Linked DNA regions of Homo sapiens: region 1 is linked to region 2. Evidence: read pairs that join two places in POLR2A ChIA-PET (ENCODE). Cell type or tissue: GM12878. All regions are shown on one strand. Each heading gives the region's core, and the rest is flanking DNA. Links, peaks and the distances in the headings are about the cores only. Region 1 holds the start of PLP2 (proteolipid protein 2). Region 2 overlaps OTUD5 (OTU deubiquitinase 5).

Evidence for each region. Peaks named below come from ENCODE experiments on the same cell type or tissue, not always from the same donor. Only the 100,000 strongest peaks of a DNase experiment are listed, where the experiment ranks them.
Region 1: POLR2A ChIA-PET joins it to region 2 with 5 read pairs; 6 of 35 experiments call an interaction of 5 or more read pairs at or near these places.

Annotation. Positions count from the first base shown.
Region 1 is chrX:49,170,161-49,175,528 of GRCh38, reverse strand. PLP2 (proteolipid protein 2) reads right to left here and starts at 3,631. Exons shown (of 5, transcript NM_002668.3): 1 at 3,433-3,631; 2 at 2,248-2,400; 3 at 2,046-2,141; 4 at 1,104-1,194; 5 at 294-857. The coding sequence starts at 3,528. The coding sequence ends at 835. PRICKLE3 (prickle planar cell polarity protein 3) reads left to right here. Exons shown (of 9, transcript NM_006150.5): 9 at 1-727. RefSeq lists silencers at 2,935-3,134, 3,655-3,754. In GM12878, for the core only: no CTCF peak of the experiment used is centred there; a DNase peak (open chromatin) is centred at 2,862; H3K4me3 peaks cover 2,133 bases; H3K27ac peaks cover 1,335 bases.
Region 2 is chrX:48,948,429-48,953,796 of GRCh38, reverse strand. The region is part of intron 1 of OTUD5 (OTU deubiquitinase 5); the gene reads left to right. Among named protein-coding and RNA genes, the nearest start is that of OTUD5, 6.5 kb to the left of the region's middle. In GM12878, for the core only: no CTCF peak of the experiment used is centred there; no DNase peak of the experiment used is centred there; H3K27ac peaks cover 583 bases.

The DNA of each region.
Region 1 (5,368 bases), core at 81-5,080, 220 kb before region 2:
CTGTTTTAGAGACTTGGTCTACCCTATTGCCCAGGCTGGAGTGCAGTGGTGTGATCAGGGCTCACTGCAGCCTCAAAAGTTTTGGGCTCAAGCTATCCTCCCACCTCAGCCTCCCAAGTAGCTGGGACTCCAGGCTCGTGTCAGCGTTCCCAGCTAATTTTTTAATTTTTTGGTAGAGATGGGGTTTTGCCATGTTGCCCAGGCTGGTCTAGAACTCCTGGGCTCAAGCAATCCTCCCGCAGCCTCCCAAAGGACTGGGATTACAGGCATGAGCCACCGCACCGGGCCTCTCGTTTGTATTATTGAAGTAATTTAATATTTGTTGTAAAACAGGCCTGGCTTCTTTGCCTCCTTGCCCCAGCTGTTTCCACTCCATTTCCCCCTCCTGATGCTTGAAATTTACCCACATTTGATGAAAGGATTACTTTATTCATTATCGTATATTTTAACAATGTTTATTATTCATTTATCCCTCTATAGAACCACCACCCACACCGAGGAGATTATTTGGAGTGGGTCCCAACCTAGGGCCTGGACTCTGAAATCTAACTCCCCACTTCCCTCATTTTGTGACTTAGGTGGGGGCATGGTTCAGTCAGAACTGGTGTCTCCTATTGGATCGTGCAGAAGGAGGACCTAGGCACACACATATGGTGGCCACACCCAGGAGGGTTGATTGGCAGGCTGGAAGACAAAAGTCTCCCAATAAAGGCACTTTTACCTCAAAGAGGGGGTGGGAGTTGGTCTGCTGGGAATGTTGTTGTTGGGGTGGGGAGGAGTTATTTCAATGGAGGAGTTATTTGCAGATTGCAGAGAGAAATGAGGGAAGTTCGCCTACACCGGGCCATCTGCGGGGTCTGCAGGTGAGGAAAAGAGAGAAAGCATTGGCTGAATCTATATGCCCATTTTTTAAAACAAGATCCAAAGTCCATGAACATTTTACACACAAGAATACCGAAGCTTATGGTACCTATTGGTACAAAAGCCCTAAGTACCAATACGAGACCAGAGTTGGCATTCGTGCCTTTAAGAGATCCCTTTCCTTTTTCCCTCTGCCCTCTCAGCAACCCCCTTACCCCCAACCAACACACACACACACTTACCAGTGGGGGCTGCTGTATGTCTTGGCTGCCGAACGGGGAAGGTGACATAGGCATCATAGCCAAAGAGGCACGTAGCGATTAGGCCCAGTACCTGGGGGACAGGATAGGAGTGAGGGGGTTTAGATTAGCTGGTCAGGTTACTCAGTCTCTTATCTTCTTGTATCCACCACCTCCAGCACCTGCCCCACGCAGGATGGGACTCAAGCACCGGGTTGGTAAGCCAGGGAAAGGCCAAGAGAGTGCATCCTACCCCACTCTCCCTCCTCCTATACCTCTCAACACAGGGAGGCCACACTGTGGCCCTACCCGTAGGGGGCACAATTCAAGTCATACTTTTTTTTTTTTTGAGACACAGTATCACTCTGTCACCCATCTGTCACTGGGGCTGGAGTGAGTGGCATGATCTTGGCTCACTGCAACCTTTGTCTTCTGGGTTCAAGTGATTCTCCTGCCTCAGCCTCCTGAGTAGCTGGGACTATAGGCGCCCACCACCATGCCCGGCTGATTTTTGTATTTTTAGTGGAGATGGGGTTTCGCCATGTTGGCCAGGCTGGTCTTGAACTCCTGACCTCAAGTGATCTGCCTGCCTCGGCCTCAGCCTCCCAAAGTGCTGGGAATACAGGCATGAGCCACTGCGCCCGGCCCCAATTTCTACTACATTTGGGACAAAGTTCTTGCAGATGGTAGTCTAGTGCATTGACAAAGGGGCCGCCTGTTTGTACCTCTCACCAAGGTCCTTGTGTCTGACAAGGGACTTCCCTTCACAGCAAATGAAGACCTTGGGAGGCAAAACCAAGTCCTGGGCCAGACTTTCCTCCATGTCTGAGGACAAGTGTGACTTGCTGTGGGTCACACGATTTCTGCCAGAAGCAAAGGCAGAAATGGTCCCTGGCTCCTCAAACCCTTCGCTCTGTGCTTCAGAGCTGCTCCCATGGCCTTTACCCCTGCGACGATTTTGGAGTGGTTTCCTCTCTCAACAAGGACAACAATGGAGGTGATCAGGTAGAGGATTGCCGCTATGAGGGTTCGGAAGAAATCCTGTGAGGTGTAGGGAGGAGAAGAGGGAAGTCAGCAACCACAGTTCCCCGACAATCCTAACTGCCCAGACCCCTCCCTGGTCTTGCCATTGTGGACCCCTTCTCACACTCCAGGGCCAGTTGATGAATGGTATCTTGGTGTGCAGGTCACACATGTAGACAACAAAGAAAATAGCAGCAAGGATCATCTCAATCACCGACAGGGAGGAGTAGCCTGGTGTGGAGGCACTGAAGCAGATCAGGATCACCAGGCATAATATCTGGAAGGGTGACATGGGAAAGGGGACCTCAATCAGCAACCAGGGCTGAGAAGATTGGTTTAAATTGGGGGTCCCATACTAAGATGCCTACGAGGGCTGGGGAAATGACATACAATAATAGCTAAACACTTTTTATGTGCTCACTGTGTTCCAAATTCAATCATCACGACAATCTAATGCTCTGGGTACTATTATTACTCTTTCTAATTTATAGACGAGAAAACTGAGGCACAGAGAGGTTTAATGGCTTGGCCAGGGTCACCCAACAAGTAAGGAGTAGAGTTGGGTGCCTCAGTTTCCTCTTTTCCCTTCTAGGTTACGGGCAGCCTGAGGGGAGTGGCGCTGCCAGGTGTTTTGTGAGCCCCGCTGACGCCAGCTTTGTGGCCTTGACCGGGGCGGAACACGCGGTTCCCCCAGCAACCCCTTTGGGAAGCGGTGAGAGTGACACCAGAGAGGCAGGACTCCGTTAAAGGCGCCGCACCCCTTTTACAAGTGACTCAAAGGCGGCGCCCACTTTGAGAAGGGTGGAAACCCCGAAAAGCTAAGGACATCCCGCCCGGCCTCTGAAGGGCGAGGAAGAACTGGCGAAGGGCGGGGCGCTCTACACCGCGGGACTAGCGCGGGGCGGGGGGGCCCCACCCCAACAGGCCCTGCCCCTGGGCGCGCTGCCAGCCCGCCCTCCTGTGCCCAGGCCGCGCCACGCCCTGCCACAGGAGGCCCCCACTTCCCAGCACCCTGGGACCCCTTCGATGCGTCCACTGATGAGTTCACGCAGGCTGTCCCCACGTAGCCCTCCGTATGCGTTATAGGCTCCTTGCTTCACCCCGGGGACCACCAGATCTCAACAACCTTCGTCAAACCCCACCGACTCGCCCTGCGCCCCGGGTTTCGGGCCTCCACCGTGAACCCACCCACCTGCACCCCACTGCCGAGCGCCCCGGCCAAGTGCCTGCCTCACCCGGACCATCCAGTTCCGCATGGTCCAGCCACCCCATCCCGCTTTTGCCCACGCGCCTGCCCCAGAACGCTCACAATCTCAGCAAACAGGAGGATTCCCTTTCGAGTGCGCGAGAAGTTGGTGCAGGCGGCCCAGCAGCCAGGAGCCGAGAGGCGCTCAGAATCCGCCATGGCATGGGCTGGAGTCCCTGGTGCCTCGGAGGATCTGCTCACTTGCTCGTGGTTTCGAGGACGCTGTACACCCAGCTGTCTTGCCCGCCGTCTGGCCGGGAAGGGGGCCCCGGGGCGAAGGAGGGAGTGAATCACCGCGCAGAGCTGACGCGGGCGGGGCCGGAGCCGGGCCAGGTGGCTGCCGCCCCGGAAGCCCCCTCGCCCCGCCCCCCAAGGATACTCCCAGCCTGGCGCACAGCCCCCGGGGCGCCCCATCGCAGGGGTGCTTGGCAGCTCCAGGTACCAGGAGCAGTAATAGCGGGACCCTTCGCCTTTTTGGAATGCAAATGCACCCGAGACAGCTTCAGCTTAGAACCGCGGGAATCTGGCTTTGGGATGGAGTGACTCAGTTTCCTTAACTGAATAAAACGGCCGAGGCAGAGTTAAATCCGAAAGACTTGGGGCCCAGTATGTTGCCAGAATTCGGAATATTTTTGATTTCAGAAAGTTTTCCCATGCATATACTCTCAGCGGGGTTTGGAGCTGCCGCGTTACAAAAAAAAAAAAAAAGGGCCAGGCGCGGTGGCTCACGCCTGTAATCCCAACACTGGGAGGCCGAGGCGGGTGGATCACCTGAGGTCGGGAGTTCGAGACCAGCCTGACCAACATGGAGAAACACCGTCTCTACTAAAAATACAAAAATTAGCTGGGCACGGTGACGCATGCCTGTAATCCCAGCTACTCGGAAGGCTGAGGCAGGAGAATCGCTTGAACCCGGGAGGCAGAGGTTGCGGTGAGCCAAGATCATGCCATTGCACTCCAGTCTGGGCAACAAGAGCGAAACTACGTCTCAAAAACAACAACAACAACAAAAACGGTATTTCTTCAAGAAAAGGTATGAACGTTCACAATAACTGGGTAAGGATTGAAAAGTGTTCCTCGGCTGGGCGCAGTGGCTCATGCCAGTAATCCCAACACTCTGGGAGCCTCAGGTGGGAGGATCGCTTGAGCCCAAGAGTTGGAGATCAACCTCGGCAACACAGTGAGACCTCATCTCTACAAATAATTTTAAAAATTAGCCCAGGCGGCCGGACGCGGTGGCTCAAGCCTATAATCCCAGCAGTTTGGGAGGCCGAGGTGGGCAGATCACGAGGTCAGGAGTTCGAGACCAGCCTGTCCAACATGGTGAAACCCCGTCTCTACTAAAAATACACAAAAAATGAACCGGGTGTGGTGGCGCTCGCCTATAATCCCAGCTAGTCAGGAGGCTGAGGCAGGAGAATCGCTTGAACCTGGGAGGTGGAGGTTGTAGTGAGCCAAGATTGCGCCACTGCACTCCAGCCTGGGCGACAGAGCAAGACTCCGTCTCAAAAAAAAAAAAAAAAAAGAAAAAAGAAAAAAATTAGCCCAGGCATGGTGGCACGTGCCTGTAATCCCAACTACTCGGGAGGCTGAGGTGGGAGGATTGCTTGAGCCTGGGAGTTCAAGGCTGCAGTGAACCATGATCAGACCACTGCACTCCTGCCTGGGCAACAGAGCAAGACCCTGTCTCCAAAAAAGGAAAAACAAAAAGAAAGGAAGAAAGAAAATTGTTCCTCGTTAGATCAGGTCAGGTTTTGTAACCAAATAGTGCCTATCTTGTGGGAAAACCATCAGTTTCCAGAGCTTTTTGTTTTTGGATAATGGATTGTGGACAGTGGAATAAACCTCTGAGCAGTGATGAGAATAAGACCCTGCCAGTGTAAAGGCTGTGTGAGAATAGGGGTTGGTGAGCATTGAGTTGCTCAGAAATAGGGCAAGCATTGTTTCAAGTGTTAGAGCCCAAGGCCAGGAGCAGTGGCTCATGCCTGTAATCCTAGCA
Region 2 (5,368 bases), core at 239-5,238:
TCCTTTAGGAGTCTTTTTGGCACTCTGGGGTCCAGGTGCTGGGTGGGTGGTGATGTCAGGGGTTCCCAGGCATGGCTGCCTTGCTGAGAGTCTGCTCTATGAAAAGGTTGGCCTGTAAGCATCCTGAGTTTGGAGACCCCACAGAGCTCTTTGAGAAGGGGCATGTGAACTGAGGTGGTGGAAAAAGCTGGGTGTGGCACGGTAGTTGGTGCCTGGGTTCCAACTCTGGGTCTTTCAAGGCTTTGCTGGATGAACCAGGGTAGGTTCTACCTATGCTCTCTGGGCCTCAGTTTCCTCACTGGCCAGGCAAAATGCTGGTGAGGTGTTGTTTAGCTTTGGGATTTTAGGGAACTCAGTCCAAAGTTCTCTGGACCTGGAGGTGGCAAAGAATGGTGGATGTCTTTTGAGGAGGAACTGGGTTTCTCCCCTCTCTTCCTGGCTCCTCTGTTCCCTCTCAGCCATCCAAGCTTGGTGGGCAGGACAAGCAGCCTGTTTTGTGTGAGGCTCAGGGTTGATGAACAGCCATTTTTTGTGGGCAGCCATGTTGTAATGAACAAGCTCGATGGGATTTCCTGTCAGGAGGCCTGTTGGATAGTGGTGTAGAGAGGTAGAGTTGTGTGTGGAGTTTGGGCTTTGGAGCAAGGCAAGCTTTGAGCCATCATCCCTCAATTCTCTCATCACCTCCAGACCTCAGCATCTCCTCCTTACCTGCTTTATAGCTTTAGGCAAACTACTTGCCCCCTCAGCTGCCCATTTTGCAAAAGTTTGTCCATGCCCAGGTGTGTCTGACCTTGCACACCTTGGACCTTGGCCGGTTCTTCCTCTTGCCCAGAATGGGCAGTTTGCCCCAGGGTCATCTTGGTTCTTCCTAGGAGCCTTTGTCCACTCCTAGTAACCTATCTTTGATAGCAAAGGCCCTTCATTTGGCATCTAGGAACCTGCTGATTTCTTGGGCTCTTCTTACCCCAACTGGAATTGGGTAGCTAGCTGGTGGGGAAGCAGGAAGGGGTCTCTGCCCAGGCAACGTGGATTTGAGTCCTGTTTCTGCAGTAAGCTTTTCTGTGGTCTTCAGGCAGTTCTCTTTTCTGGTTCTTGGTTTCTCCCTCCATGAAATGGGTAGTGTTGAGGAGGGAGGTTGGACTCATTGCTCTGAAGCAAGTTATAGTCTCCTCCCTGCTCCCACTCCCCTCACCCTTCATGAAAGTTTTAAGTGGGACCCCTTGGCCTTTGGGGATTGTGCTAGGACATTTCAAGCAGTGTTCAGCGTCCTTGGCTGGTGCTGAGCCCTTGGGTGTGTTTCTTTTAACAACTTTAATGAGATGTAATTCATGTACCATACTATTCACCTCTTTGAAGTGTACAGTTCAGTGGCTTTTAGTATATTCACAGATTTGTGCGTCCATCACATCACTACAGTCCATTTTAGAACATTTTCATCACCTTAAAGAGAAATCCAGCACTCTTTAGCTATGATCCCCCAATTTCCTCATCCCTTTCCAGCCTCTGGCAACCACTAATCTACTTTCTGGCTTGATTGATTTGTCTGTTCTGGATGTTTCATGTAAATGGAATAATAGAATATGCAGTTGTTTGTTACTTGGCTTTTTTCACTTAGCATAATATGTTCAAGGCTTATCCATGTTGTAGCATACATCAGTGCTTCATTCCTTTCTATTACTGAATAACAGGACCTTGGGTTTTTTTGTTTTTTGGTTTTTGTTTTTGTTTTTGTTTTTTTTTTAAGGTGGAGTCTTGCTCTGCTGCCCAGGCTGGAGTGCAGTGGCGCAATCTCAGGTCGCTGCAACCTCCGGCTTCCGGGTTCAAGTGATTCTCCTGCCTCAGCCTCCCAAGTAGCTGGGGCTACAGGCATCTGCCACCACACCCGGCTAATTTTTGTATATTTAGTAGAGATGGGGTTTCACCATGTTGGCAAAGCTGGTCTCCTGAACTCCTGACCTCAGGTGATCTGCCTGCCTTGGCCTCCCAAAGTGCTGGGATTACAGGTGTGAGTCACCGCACCCTGCCAATCTTAGAGGTTTTTAATCCCCCTGCCCTCAGTGGCCTAGCCAAATGTTGGGGCCTTGCTCTTCTCCCCTTCTGCCCTGGAGGGCTTGTGTTGGTCCTTAGAGAGTAGTGTGTCTATGTTCCTCGTTGGATGGGTTGCCTGTGTGTGTTTTTTTTTGAGATGGAGTCTCACTCTGTCCCCCAGGCTGGAGTGTAGTGGCGCGATCTTGGCTCACTGCAACCTCCACCTCCCAGGTTCACACCATTCTCCTGCCTCAGCCTCCCGAGTAGCTGGAACTACAGGTGCCTGCCACCTCGTCTGGCTAATATTTTTGTATTTTTAGTAGAGACAGGGATTCACTGTGTTAGCCAGGATGATCTCGATCTCCTGACTTCGTGATCCGCCCACCTCGGCCTCCCAAAGTGCTGGGATTACAGGCGTGAGCCACCACGCCTGGCCCCCTGTGTTTTGTCCATGGAGCCAGGCTAGTGTTCCTGGGTGCTTTGCTGGAGGGGGTGGTCTTGGCACCAGGGCTGCTGGGACAGAGCTGTGAGTCACAGAATGCTAAACACCTTTTGACCATAGGCTCTGGGAAGACATCTGTCCATGAACTGCCACTGCTGCTGCCATCTTTTGCCCCCCCACCCCACCCCCACTTCAGTGGCAGCTCATCCATCCATAGGCAGGGTCAGTAGTTTCCCAGGGTGAGAAGGGAGATTCCAGGCCCCTGCTGCCTTAATTCTAACCTCCCACCCTGGAGGATGGTAGGCAGGTGGACCTTGCAGAGCGGGATCCATGCCATATTGTCTCACACCTGTGAGGCACTAGGGAACAGACACCAAGGAGTGCTACCAAGGGGGGTGTGTTAGTTTCCTGTGGCTGTTGTGACAAATGTTACCACAGACTGGGTGGTTTAAAACAACAGAAGTTGGCCGGGTGCGGTGGCTCACCCCTGTAATCCCAGCACTTTGGGAGGCCGAGGCGGGTGGATCACGAGGTCAGGAGTTCAAGACCAGCCTGGCCAAGATAGTAAAACCCCATCTCTACTAAAAATATAAAAATTAGCTGGGTGTGGTGGTGGGTGCCTGTAATCCCAGCTACTCGGGAGGCTGAGGCAGAGAATTGCTTGAACCCAGGAGACGGATTGGAGGTTGCAGTGAGGTGGGGGTTGCAGTAAGCTGAGATTGCGCCACTGCACTCCAGCCTGGGTGACAGAGCGAGACTCCATCTCAAAAAAAAAAAAAAAAAAAAAAAGAGAGAGAGAAGTTTATTCTGTCACAATTCTGGAGGCCAGAAGTCCACAATCAGTTTCACTGCATCCAAATCAAAGTGTTGGCAGGGCCACACTCCTTCTGGAAGCTCTCAGGGAGAATTTAGACCTTCTCTAGCCTCTCGTGGCTGCCAACATTCCTTGGTTTATGACTGCATCATTCTAATCTCTGCCTCCATCTTCACCATCGCCTTCTCTGTATATGTGGTTTCCTTTTCTGTCTGTATCAAATTTCCCTCTGTCTCTCTTTTATAAGGACACTTGTGATTGCATTTAGGTCCTACCTGATACTCTAAGATAACCCCCCATCTCCAGATTTAATAATGTAAGTTAATTACATCTGCAAACACTTTTTTTCTTTTCTCTTCTCTTTTTTTTTTTTTTTTTGAGGTGGAATCTCACTCTGTCACCCAGGCGCAGTCTCGGCTCACCGCAACCTCCGCCTCCTGGGTTCAAGCTATTCTCCTGCCTCACCCTCCTGAGTAGCTGGGATTGCAGGCGCCCACCACCACACCTGGCTAATTTTTGTATTTTTAGTAGAGATGGGGTTTTGCCATGTTGGCCAGGCTGGTTTCAAACTCCTGACCTTAGTTGATCCACCCGCCTCGGCCTCCCAAAGTGCTGGGATTACAGGCATGAGCCACTGTGCCCGGGCTTTTCTTTTCTTTTCAGACAGTGCTGGCCTCTGTCACCCAGGCTGGAGTGCAGTGGCGTAATCTTGGCTCACTGCACCCTCCACTTCCTGGACTCAAGTGATCCTCCAGCCTCAGCCTCCTGAGTAGCTGGGACCACAGGTGCGAGCCACCATGCCCGGTTAATTTTTGGTGTTTATTTATTTGTTTTTGAGATGGAGTCTCGCTGTGTCACCCAGGCTGGAGTGCAGTGGTGCTATCTCGGCTCACTGCAACCTTCGCCTCCCAGGTTCCAGCGATTCTCCTGCCTCAGCCTCCTGAGTAGTTGGGATTACAGGCGCCTGCTACCATGACCAGCTAATTTTTGTATTTTTAGTAGAGATAGGGTTTCACCATGTTGGCCAGGCTGGTCTCGAACTCCTGACCTCAGGTGATCCACCCGCCTCGGCCTCCCAGAGTGCCGCGATTACAGGCGTGAATCACCGTACCTGGCCTGTATTTTTTGTAGAGATGAGATTTCACCATGTTGCCCAGGCTAGTCTTGAACTCTTGAGCTCAAAGCGATCTGCCTGCCTTAGCCTCCCAAAGTGCTGGGATTGCAGGCATGAGCCACGACGCCTGGCCCTACCTTTTTCATTATAAGGTAACATTTACAAGTTCCAGGGGGGTTAGGGTTTGATATCTTTGCGTGGCTATTAATCAGCCTACTAGAGAGGCTTTTTTCCCTCCTGGGGAAGGGAAGGGAACTCATTAAGTGGTCTCTTACTGGGCAAAGCCCTGTAATATTTGAGTCTGCCCAGCATCCCTATTATTGGGAGGCTTGGTATCCCCATTCACAGATTGGAAAACTGTGGCTCAGAGCAGTTCATCATCACATGGCTAATAATTGGTGGAGCTAGATTGGAACCTAAGTCAGTTGGGTTCCACAGCCTGCTCCAACTTCACTTGGGCCCTTAGACCACTAGGTTACAGAATCTTGCCTCAGCTCCTGGGATCCTCTGGTGTTAGGGAGCTTTACTCAGCCTTTTTGTGGAGGCTCAAAGATATGGAGGGATTTTCCCATAGGCTCAGCGATGAGTTTGCAAGGTTCACAATCTCCTCAGGCCAGGGCATTGTTGGAGCTTAAACTTATCTATGGCTGAGCTATCCCCTACCCCCCACCCCTACTAGCCCTTCCTGAGCAACATTTTCTCCCCAAAAGGAGAAAGAGAAGGGCCAGAGCCCAAACTCCTCAGGCTGCTGATGACAAAGCCAGTGGGTGGCTAGCAGTCCAGCCTCTAGATCCAAGCCTGGATGCCAGTTTGACTGCCCCAGGACCCAAACCCTGCAGTGCGAGGGGCCTATTCAGGTCTCTTTCATGTTTAGAGACAAACCAGGATATTCTGTGGATGGGCTGCAAGGTATGTCCTCCATGCTGTGGCTCGTGGGGGCCTTCCCTGTTGCCTCTACACTAGGCTTTGC